2 separate regions of the Homo sapiens genome follow, and region 1 is linked to region 2. A link is a contact called in ENCODE Hi-C or POLR2A ChIA-PET data. All regions are on one chromosome and are shown on one strand. The core of a region is the stretch at or near the end of the contact, and the rest is flanking DNA. Distances in the headings are between cores, read along the strand shown.

Region 1 (6,033 bases), core at 1,096-3,595, 50 kb before region 2:
CTTTCCTGCATGATCATCATGGGAGTTGACGTGGAAATTATGAGAAATGTGAAAAAACATACCATTTGAATCAAATAGATAAAATTGGAAGATTCACATCATCTTCCTCGAATTCTGAAGTTGTAAGGTGCCTATATCCCATTTATACTCAATCAAAAATGGTATTTCAAGAGCTAGATCAATTCTATGTTAGGACTCATCAAATGTCTACAACACAGCACAATTCACAAAACATAACATAAGCCTATGTTTTGACCCTAATATTTTCAATTAATTAAATAAAATCTTTTTACCCTGCTTTTTCTCATGAACAGTCATCCATTCACTTTCTAATTTACTCTTTCACTGTAAATACCATGAAAGCAAATTTAGTCATTTAAAATGGAATAATAATTTTCTGTTTCACTTTCCAGGATGTGATATTATCAAAACTGTGAAAGAGATACAAACAGCAACACATAAAACTGGTAATAGTTCTACTCTTTGTTAAAGTATCTACCACATCCTGATTTGCCAATCAAAACTTCTGTTTCAACTATTTGCTATATCAACTACTCAAAGAAGAAAGTGGTTACATTTTATTTGTAGCCTTTAGACAAAAGCCACATGCATCGACTCATTTCAGATGGCCAGAATGTCCACCGTGGGGTAGCTCACTTATTCTCTCTTCTGGCAAGATCAGAGCTCGCTACACCCCTTTGCTTATGAACTATGGACTGAAGACTTAAACTGTGGGAAAGAACACTTAGGCAAGTTAGCTACAGATACCAAGGGGAAAGAATTTCTTCGTTTTATTCATTTTTTTCTAGATTTTTCTCTGGCATGAAAAAATGCATTGTGGAGAATGCTTCCACCCCTTGGAAGTGGTAAAAGCGGGTGATAATGCTGGGAATGAGGGTAGAGAAGAATACTTAGCTCAAATTAATCACCAGGTATTTCTAATAATAATACCAAAGCAAACTAGAACATAACGCTTAGTGAAATCAATGCTCTATCTGTTTTGGATGAGTGGAAAATAGATACTCACACCAAGAGATTATTCCTACATGAATACAAAACTCTCACTAGGCAAAATACAAAGCAGGTAGACCTTGGAAATATAGAAAGTTTATAAAAATTGTGATGCTTAAAAAAACCTACAGAAATGTGAACATGTATACTTTTTATAAAAAACAGTGAAAATCAGAGAAGTTTCATGTGGGATAGACAGCTCTACTATTTTAGGCTTGGGTACTTTAGAGTACAAATCAGTAAAACTAGCTAGCACAGTATTGTCTCATAAGTTGAAACTTTTCTCCATCAGGTCAAGTAAGACATACAGGTCTGGCTACTAGTAATAGAAGAATACATGTTATCAAACTAAGCCCCCAACAGATATCAACTGTAAACTCCAGAATTAATATAAAGACAGCTATCTAAAACCACGGAGAACAACCAAAAGCAAGCCAACACTGGAGGAGAGCGCACTCTTGGAGGAAAGGAATTTCCCTGTAAGTTTCCAATTTCAAGGAATTTTGCCGAAAGGCATCCTCAGTAGTGGCTGAAAAGTGGGAGGAAATTCCCACACTGTAGCCAATCAGACACGGGAAGCCTGAATGAAATTCTGTGTATAAGTTCTGCTGAAATCCTTTGGTTGACCTCTAAACTGCCCATCATGTAGGCCAGACTCAAAGTAACCCAACCAATATGAAAAGAAAAGAACTGAATAGAGCGTAGGCTGCTTCCCACAGCACACGAGGCAGCCTGGAGTTTGAATCCAGCTAAGTTAACTGCTTGCCTTAAAAATAAATAAGTAAAAGTATCACTACCCTTTATAGCCATAGCTCTCAATGAGAAAGAGTGAGTAAAGATGCATGATTTTGGCCCCAACACCATAAAAAAGAGCGCTTAGAAAGGACTGAAGGCATTTTTTGGCAGGGGATGTGGGGAGGAGAGAGAGTTATGCTACTGGTAAGTAGTGAGTGGAGACAAAGGATAATACTCAGTACCCCACAATGCATATAGAACAGTACCCTCCCAAAATACACACAACAACACAAACAAAATGACCCAGTTCAAAATGTCAGTAGTGCTGAAGCTGAGAAATATTGTTTTAGAAGAATAAAATAGAATTCAGAGTTTCTACAGTATATTCAAAGTTCAAGTTACAATCCAAAATTACTTGACATACAAAGAATGAAAACTATAATCCATACTTAAGACAAAGGGCAATAAAGCTACCCTGGAAGCAGTCCTGATGTTAAAATTCTGAAAAAGCATATAATTATGCTGAAGACATAAAGAAAAATGTGCTTATACTAAATGAATAGGATAGCACATCAAATACAACATAATATTAAAAATAAAGAACTGGTTGGCGCGGGCATGAGGCCGAGGCAGGAAGACTGCTTGAGTCTGGGAGTTCAAGACCAGCTTGGGCAACACAACGACCCCATCTCTACAAAAATAAAAAATTAGCTGAGCGTGGTGGCATGCACCTGTAGTTCTAGCTACTTAGGAGTGGGTAGGTTAAGGTGAGAGGATCACTTGAGACCAGGAGGTCAAGGCTGCGGTGAACCATGACACTGCACTCCACCCTGTGTGACAGAGAAAGATTCTGTCTCAAAAACAAACAAAAAGCAGAAAATATCTGGAACTAAAAAATAAAATAAATTAAAAAGAAAATTCACAGGATAGGCTTAAGAGCAGATTGGGAAAAAATAGAATAAACAGTGAGTGAACATGGATGGAAACAAATTATTAGGTTGTTCAAAGTGAAAAACACCAAAAATAAGATTTAAAAAGAATGTCAGGTATCCATAGAAAAATATTAATAGGTCTAATACATATGTAAAAATTGGAGTCCCAGGGGGAAGAGACTGAAAAGTTATATTTTAAATGGCTGAAATCCCCCCAAATTTAACATAAAGCACAACATTTACAGATTCAAGAAGTTCAAACAACCAAACAATATAAATAAAAACACACTGAGTCACATCATAACCAAAACTGACTCAATACTTAGGTAAAAATATCTTAGTAGGTAGGAGTCAGAGAAAAATGAAAAATGGCACATTTAAAGAAAAAGAATTACACAAAAATAAAGACTTAAGTATCAACGGAGTCCAGAAAACAGTGGATTATCTTTGAAGTGCTTAAAGAAAGCCATTAATTCTATATTTAGTAACAATATATTTCAATGAAGAAGACTTCAAAAAAAGACACAGTTGAATAAAAAGTAAACTAATCACCATATACTAAAAGAAAAATTATCATCAGTAGGTCTGCTATACCAGAAGTGCTAAAGAAAGTTCTTCAGGCAGATGGAAAGAAACTTGGATCTTCGGGAAAGAATTAAGATCACTGAAGTTGGTTCATATTTATGTAAATATAGGTGATTTGAAAAAAAGCAGCATTAGAGTGAAGGTAAAATTCTGACTGAGAAGCCAGATTCAAACCTAGCCATTCAGATTGCTCAAGCAGTGTCAAAAGTAGCAGCTACTGGCATAGCAACTAGCCCTTTACTCCCATTGGTAACAACTCATTTCCCTTGCATTCCCAATAAACCTGAAGATGGACTCAAAATACCATCACTACACTTCCTTCTCTGCAGGGGTTAAGAAGAGTTAGCAAAGAGGGAGCCATGGCAAAGCGACATTCACATAGAACAGACATATGAAAGCCCCAGAGAGAAAACATTTTCTAATTTCCCAAATTCAGACATTTTTATGGTCCTTTCCTATCATTATTTTAAAATAAATCACTATATTCTTAAAGAGTTAATACCTACACCTCTACACCTTATTAAGAAATCACTACATTTTATGTTCTCTTTTCAACATCATCAAACATGGCAGATTCCCAAATTATCCAAATATAGCAACAGGATATAGTAATAATATATGACAAATAATACATAGAATATAACATACTAATATATGTTACATATTATATCAAAAAGAATATTGCATGACTATCAGAATATCACATTCTCCATTATTTCCATATTCTCTCTCATTCATGACCTCGCTGTCACTCATTCCATCACAAATTTTATTCAATAAACTTTAATGAAACTCATACATTTTTATCTTGACATTTTATCGTAAGACAATAGAAAGAAAAAATCCCTGTCAAGTAGGAGCTCGTTATATTTTGGAAAAACAACACAGAACACAAGACAAAGTGTATTGATAAGGATATCAACACAATATTCAAGAGCTTGAAGTGGGGAGCCTAAGAAATCAGGTCTATATGCAGCTATTTACATTAAGGCATACTGATCAATCCTAGGATACTTCATGTCTGCCTGCCACATAACAATGGTCTCAGTGCAAATGTACCATCTTAGCGTGATTCTATTCAGATGTTCTCTCCAAACCTGCATTTCTCCACTGAGATATTGGGTGGCTGTGGGTAGGAATCCCATATAATATTATCACTGAAGAGAACCATGAATCAACAAGACAATTGAACAAGGCTTTGGCGGATATGATACTACTTCAAACTGAACAAACAGCCATACCTTTTCTGAAGTTTATAACGTCAGAAGAAATCTTAAACTTATTCACAACAGCTGGTAAGAAGCCAGAATGAAAGGAAGACAAGGAGTCATATACCCTATATACCCAATGTCTCAATATCCTTCTAAAAATCAACACTTTCTGACAACTTAGTCAGCTCCTTACTAATAAAGCATTTTTCTACAGGTTTTCACCTCCTCAGAATCTCCACTACGGTGTCTTGTGGACTTCCCGAATGTAAGAGTAATGTGAAAGGTTCACAAACACTTCCTTCTTATTTTCCTTATTGTCTCTCTTGGTCTCTTATTTAAAACACATACACTCTTCCCATCTGTTATTAATCAGTAGACATTTCTTCAACACTCCTTGAATCCCAATATTAAACAAATGAACTGGATCACAGAAATAAGTATAACTCTACCGTACAGCAATATAAATACTGTGTTACAGAAATACTGAGTGGTCACACTGAAGTCAGCGACATACATTGTACTTTATTGTTCCCTCTCTTGATTGAAAGTAATTAGACAGTGACTATATTCTATGATTCTATCATTGGCCTGTCTACAGCCATTCTCCCCCAAGAAATTTTTAAAATAGAGTAGTATATAATATGGAGAAAATGAATCCTTTCTAAGGACTGACAACACATAAAAAGTGCACTACTATGAAATATGTTGACTTTTCCCGGATTACAAAGTCTACCATGCATATGGCTTCCTCTTTGACTGTTTTCCTTTGAGAAAACAGTGAGAAAGAGGACACTAATGGCACAGGCTATACAAGCAGGAAAGAAAACAGGAGCTATACTCTATTACTGCACAAATATCAGTGGGGATTTATGCCTAATCCCTAAAAAAAGACTTTCACCATAAGAAGTCTAATCCAGCAGATGCTGAGTTCCCTAATACCAGAATCTATATTTACACAATCCAACTCAACATGGTCTACAGCATCTATGATTTCCTCAGTCATGCCATAACATTCTCAAAAAAGTGTGAAGCAGCTACTTCATATTGGGTCTCTAGAAATTCTTCTTTTACTCACCCTTCAGGTGATTGGGGCTCATTCATCAAAATTTCACTCATCCATGGTCTAAACAAGTAGTTTAGACCCATTATGAAATTAAATATCTGCTACATAAAAGGCTCTGTAAGGTAAAGGAAAGTATGAAGAGGAAAATATCCCTGTCAATAGGAGCTCATTATTTCTAGTCTGTTAGACACAAAATGAAGGAATGAAATGAAATTTGGTAAGTGAAATGTTAAGAGGCATAAAGTATGTTGGACAAACAATTTTCTACAGACTCATATCTAACCCATTAGTTAGGGAATGACAATGTACAATGACTGTACAATTCTTCAGGTTAAGCTGGAAAAGAACACCTTCCACAATGGTACTTTATCCCTGACTTTAGTGATGGTTTTTTTCTCCCTGATTTTAGTGATGGGTTTTTTTTTTTTTTGAGACAGAGTTTCATTCTTGTCGCCCAGGCTGGAGTACAGTGACATGATCTTGGCTCACTGCAGCC
Region 2 (5,799 bases), core at 2,522-5,021:
TGACAGAAACATGCTCATGAAACTTTCATATAGGGTTGGAACCGGGTGATGCAAGCAACAGGGTTAAAAAAAAAAAGAGCATAGGAGCTCCTAAGTACTTATTCTCTTGAAATGATCACTTGAAATGCATAGTAGAAATAAGCAAAGGTGTGGCTGGGTACGGTGGCTCACGCATGTAATCCCAGCACTTTGTGGGGCTGAGGCGGGTGGATCACTTAGAGACCAACCTGGCAAACATGGCAAAGCCTGTCTCCACAAAAGCATACAAAAATTAGCCGGGCATGTTGGCACATGCTTGTAATCCCAGCTACTCTGGAGGCTGAGACAAGAAGTGCTTGAATGCAAGAGGCGGAGGTTGCGGTGAGCCAAGATCATGCCAAAGATGAGACATACCAATGCAGTGAACATAGAACACACTCTACAAAACATTAACTGTACTAAAGGATCTAGAACCAACTTCCTTGTATTGCACTGGAAAAACCTACAACACGCCATTATCCTTAACCTGTACTGATAGGAAAAACCATGTGAAATTTAGAGTCTAAGAATTTATGTTTTGAGTATTTGTATCCTGAGTCCTTAGACTGACAGTAAGGCTGGACTTCAGAGTAATCACGTTGAGCTTTACTTCATCATGCTCAGTAAACACAGCTCATCACAAATCCAGCCCAGGTCTTTCCCAATGTCTTTCCCATCAACTAGTAAAAATACGTAAAAAAATAAATTCCTGCAGATAGTGTATCTCTACCCATAAGGACAGTCCCTGGCCTGGAAGAATAAATGATAAGAGTTTTATGTGACAATGGATATAAAACAACAGTAACAACAACAGTGTCATTCAAAGCACACAGAATTAAGGGGAATTATGAAGAAAAAGACACACACAGCAATCTACATGAAGGAAACAAACGCGGGCGCGCATACACACACACACACACACACACACACACACACACACACAGAGAGAGAGAGAGAGAGAGAGAGAGACAGCAATCTGCCAGTCGGGTCTCACAGAGCTAAATACAATGACTATTTCCACTAGCAAACTGTCCAAAGAACTGAAACAGAAATACACTAATGCCACCACAGATACTATCGACAACTTGCTATTCTCCCCAATAATTAAATGTAAACCAATTTTAGGACTAGAGTACACTGAAAACATGCATCAAAAAATTCTAGAGTTAAGTGTAAACAAATGGTATAGAAAGACAGAGGACAGACAAATAAAATCAAGGCTGGCACAACGTAAGAAACACAAAGTCCAAAGAAAGGATTCTGAAGGAGGTCTAAACTACTAACTTCTCTGACAAGAAACCAAAGTAGCACAGTAATGCAATCCAGATTTTCTCATGAGAACCCACACTATTATTCCTGATACATATCTCCGAAACATGAAATCATAGATTTCAGGAACTGTATCATTTCAACTCAATTTTTGCTACCAAAGAACAAATGATGTAACATAAAATGAAAATATCTATACAAACAAAACATCCAAAAGACAGGAAACAGCCCGAACAATTCAGATGTACAACCTAACCCTCAAGGTCACTGTATTCTCATTAGTTCAACAGAAAATGATTCACATTAACTAAACATCAAGTTCAAATGTGAGCCTCCTTCTTGATTCTTGGGCACTTAGTATGGACCTCGCTTTTTAAGTTGAATCGGCTCAGCAAAGCAAATTAACCCAGCCAAGTTTTTCCTACTAATCATTTCTACACTGTACTAGTTCTTAAAACTCATGGGCAAGCAGGCATTGTGAAAAAGGATTCCAGTGACCCACACAGATGATACTGAAAGTGGAAGAGCTAGAAGAACTGTTTCTCCATGTCTGCAACCCCCTTCTTATTGTACAACCACCTGATCCCTTTATCAACATATACTTCTACAACATTCCCCACCTCTTTACTTTATATTGGCTTAATAAATACATCCTTTGAACTTTATATCTCATTTTTTTCTTTTTTTTTCCAGACGGAGTCTCACTCTGTCACCCAGGCTGGAGTGCAGTGGCATGGTCTCGGCTCACTGCAACCTTTGCCGCCCAGGTTCAAGTGATTCTCCTGCCTCAGCCTCCTGAGTAGCTGGGATTACAGACACACACCACCAAGCTTGGGTAATTTTTGTATCTTTGAGACAGGGTATTGCTATGTTGGCCAGGCTAGTCTCAAACTCCTGATGTCAGGTGATCCACCCAACTCAGCCTCCCAAAGTGCTGGGATTACAGGCTTGAGCCACCATACCTGGTCTCAAATATTTCTATTGAATTAAATGTTCCCCATCTCACCATGCAAGAGAGGACTTCTCACTCCTGTAAACTCAAATAGCAGTTGCTGATTTCTATTTTTTTTTTTTACCTTGAGATGGGAGTCTCACCTCTGTCACTCAAGCTGAATGGAGTGCCATTGGCGCGATCTCGGCTCACTGCAACCTCCGCCTCCCGGGTTCAAGCAATTCTCCTGCCTTAGCCTCCTGCGTAGTTGGGATTACAGGTGCCTGCCACCACGCCAGGCTAATTTTTGTATTTTTAGTAGAGGTAGGGTTTCGCCATGTTGGCCAGGCTGGGCTCGAACTCCTGACCTCAGGTGATCCACCCGCCTCAACCTCCCAAAGTGCCGGGATTACAGGCATTTTAACAACAACCAAATAACCCCAAAACCATACCCAAAAATACACTGTAAATATCATCGCAAGGTAGTAAACAAGTGCTGGTAAACACTAAGTAACTCAAATGACCTCTATCTGGGAATGGCTGACTACACGGTATAAACGTATGGAGTCAGATATCAGATAGGCCTAGATTCTGATGAGATATTGTCATAAGGAAGTAACTATAAAATACCTAAAAACTTGTTTTCTAACATAAAAAAAATTAGTACCTGGCACAGTGGCTCACACCTACAATACCAGCTGAGGCAAGAGGATGGCATGAGGCCAGGAGTTCAAGACCAGTCTAAGCAACATAGTGAGATCCCAACTCTAAAAAAATTAGAAAACTAAAATTAGCCAGGCATGTTGACACGCGACTGTAGTCCCAGCTACTCTGGAGGATAAGGTGAAAGGATCGTTTGAGCTCAGGTGTTCAAGGCTGCAGTGAGTTATGTTAATGCCACTGAACTCCAGCCTGGACTGTGAGATACTGTCTCACTATACAAAAATTAGCAATGCTGCCTCATTCATTCACTTAATATTTCTTAAACATCTATTGTGTGATAGGCTCTGTACAAGTTAATCAACTGCACACAGCTGAAGAAAAAAGAAAAAAAAGCAACTGTCCTAAAAAACCAACAGTATTCATTTAAAGGCAGGTACTATACTCACTGTGTTCCATAATATATGCTCCATAAATATTATTCCTCCTCCTTCCTGGACATCACTTAGAACCCTAGAACTCTGGCACTTTTTTTTTTTAATCCGAGAGGTGGTCGTCTCATTTTTACACATCCTTGTTTCCATCTCACCAAATGCCTCTGCCTTCCGTGATCCAAGGATAAGTTTCCTTTTAGCTTTCGACAACGTACAACATGTAGAAAAAAAAAGGAACTCAGAATATCTATACAAATAAAAAAGGGTATCTGAGCAACTAGCAAAGTGCAATACTACACCTGCCATTTTTAAGTATTCAAAGTTTTCAAAACATTTTCTGCAGAAAATCTTGAAATCGAAAAGTCTAGTGAGGCACACTGACTGGATTTCAGAGTGTCATTTTTAAGCTCAAATTTTGAAATCATTATGTTCAGACAAGGTCCTGTGTCATCATGAACCTAGCCAAGGCCTCTGCAATATATGCTTATTTCTCTTTATAAGGTTATTTTACCTGAGCAGTTTACGTTTCTGTCCTAAAAGCACTTAATATGATTTTCAGCCTCGTTGTGACACTACTGAGTAGGATCCACACTGACGACACATCAAATTTTAGCGATCTGATTCTCTCTTCCTTTCAGAGGCATCAACTAAGTGGTCAAAAAATGGTATCGTATGACACTGAAAAAGTTACAACACAAATATCCTATTTCAGGCTCAGATGTCATTCTCCCACTACAAAAATCCCATGAAAATATACCTTGCTTTATTATATACTAAGCATTATTATGTGTATGGACAAGATGAAGAGAACTGAAATGCAATTATAAGACAGAATCAAGCAATGTATTAACTACCGGAAAACATGCATTTAAAAACTTCAACCCATGGCGGGGTGCGGTGGCTCACACCTGTAATCCCAGCACTTCGGGAGGCTGAGTTGGGCGGATCACCTGAGGTCAGGAGTTTGAGACCAACCTGGCCAACATGGTGAAACCCTGTCTCTACCAAAAATACAAAAATTAGCCAGGTGTGGTGGCCCACACCTGTAATCCCAGCTACTCAGGAGGCTGAGGCAGGAGAATCGCTTCAGCCCGGAAGGCAGAGGCTAAAGTGAGCCAAGATCACACCACTGTACTCCAGCTTGCGCAACAGAGTGAGACTCTGTCTCAAATAAATAAATAAATAAATCAAAACTTCAATCCATGGATTATAACTGACTACCTGCTGAAATCAGTGAAGGTAGTATCAGAGGTAAACATACCAGGTAAAGGGTGTTTTTGCTAATCTTTGAAATGAGATCATGAAAATCCTAGTCAAGCAGCACTATTTCACATAATTATCTATGTAAATCAGTTTCTACTTGTAATATTCTATTACAAGAATCTATAAAAAGCAAAATACCGGTATGTTAATAACAAACTTCTGAAATTTGACATCATAATTAAGGAATAATGAGTTCACAAAAGCAGGGAGCTCCCTAAGCAACTTTCAAAATCTTTTTAATTCCAAGCCAAGTTTACCTATCATATAAAAAGAGAATACCTCAAATACTTCATAACCTATTTTAAGGTAGCATAATTTTTATCCCAAAATTCTATTTGAAATTATTCTATAAGCTACAATGAAAGCATGTCAAACATGATATGCAACATGGATATATTTAAGGAGCCGGTTAATAAAATGTGTATCAGGAAATCAGAAAGTTGTTGACCAACCATGTTTTAGATGAGACATGTATGTATTTTCTTTTTTTTTTTTTTTTCTTTTTTTTTGAGACAGAGTTTTACTCTGTCGCCCAGGCTGGAGTGCAGTGGCGCGATCTCGGCTCACTGCAAGCTCCACCAGGTTCACACCATTCTCCTGCCTCAGGCTCCCGAGTAGCTGGGACTACAGGTGCCTGCCACCACGCCCGGCTAATTTTTTGAATTTTTTGTAGAGACGAGGTTTCACCGTGTTAGCCAGGATGGTCTCGATCTTCTGACCTCGGGATCTGCCTGCCTCGGCCTCCCAAAGTGCTGGGATTACAGGCATGAGCCACCGCGCCCAGCCACGTGTATGTAGTTTAATGCAAGAATGTAGGATGATTTTTAAGTAACATCAAGCATTAACTACCAAGAATGTTTTAAGACTGATATGTTGATGTGTGTCCCTAGTGGAAACACACAGAAGCTTAGACTAGCATTCCATAACAAAAGATTCACCACACTCAATTATACTATCTATATCCCAAGTTTTCTCCTATTATATCATCACAATCAGGATTCTCAAAAAGTCCAGGAAGCTCCAGACAAAAGAAAATGTATTATCACCAAGCAAAATAACTACAAGAAGCAAGCATCTTGCAGAATCTAGAGCTCTTATAACTTACCTTTAACTCATGTAACAGGCCATATTTAATTAAAAAGGTCCTGAAAACAGGTTTTCTTCAAATAGGCTGCATAATCACTCATGCCAAAATCTAAGGGCCATCCATACCAGCAAACCAAT

The links. A loop is a pair of places that touch in the nucleus more often than their neighbours do. ChIA-PET counts read pairs that join two places held with the same protein, here RNA polymerase II (POLR2A). Pooled maps may share reads with other maps.
Region 1: a loop to region 2 is called in a map of breast epithelium, with 12 times the contacts of the local background. The contact joins the promoter of PWAR6 here to the promoter of PWARSN in region 2. A Hi-C loop is called at or near these places in 9 of 168 maps with a recorded cell type or tissue (Right ventricle myocardium inferior, breast epithelium, heart left ventricle and 5 more), 1 of 37 single-sample maps with no recorded cell type and 4 of 50 pooled maps. POLR2A ChIA-PET finds 5 or more read pairs at or near these places in 1 of 52 experiments (naive thymus-derived CD8-positive, alpha-beta T cell).

The regions. Positions count from the first base shown.
Region 1 is chr15:25,028,185-25,034,217 of GRCh38, reverse strand. It overlaps PWAR6 (Prader Willi/Angelman region RNA 6), which reads right to left and starts at 2,345. Exons shown (of 1, transcript NR_146168.1): 1 at 1-2,345. The region is part of intron 23 of SNHG14 (small nucleolar RNA host gene 14); the gene reads right to left.
Region 2 is chr15:24,979,966-24,985,764 of GRCh38, reverse strand. PWARSN (Prader Willi/Angelman region RNA, SNRPN neighbor) reads right to left here and starts at 3,771. Exons shown (of 1, transcript NR_022011.1): 1 at 1,975-3,771. SNHG14 (small nucleolar RNA host gene 14) reads right to left here. Exons shown (of 148, transcript NR_146177.1): 14 at 5,681-5,799; 15 at 3,328-3,990. It overlaps SNORD107 (small nucleolar RNA, C/D box 107), which reads right to left and starts at 3,771; the gene lies at 3,697-3,771. It overlaps PWAR5 (Prader Willi/Angelman region RNA 5), which reads right to left and starts at 905. Exons shown (of 1, transcript NR_022008.1): 1 at 1-905. It also overlaps SNORD64.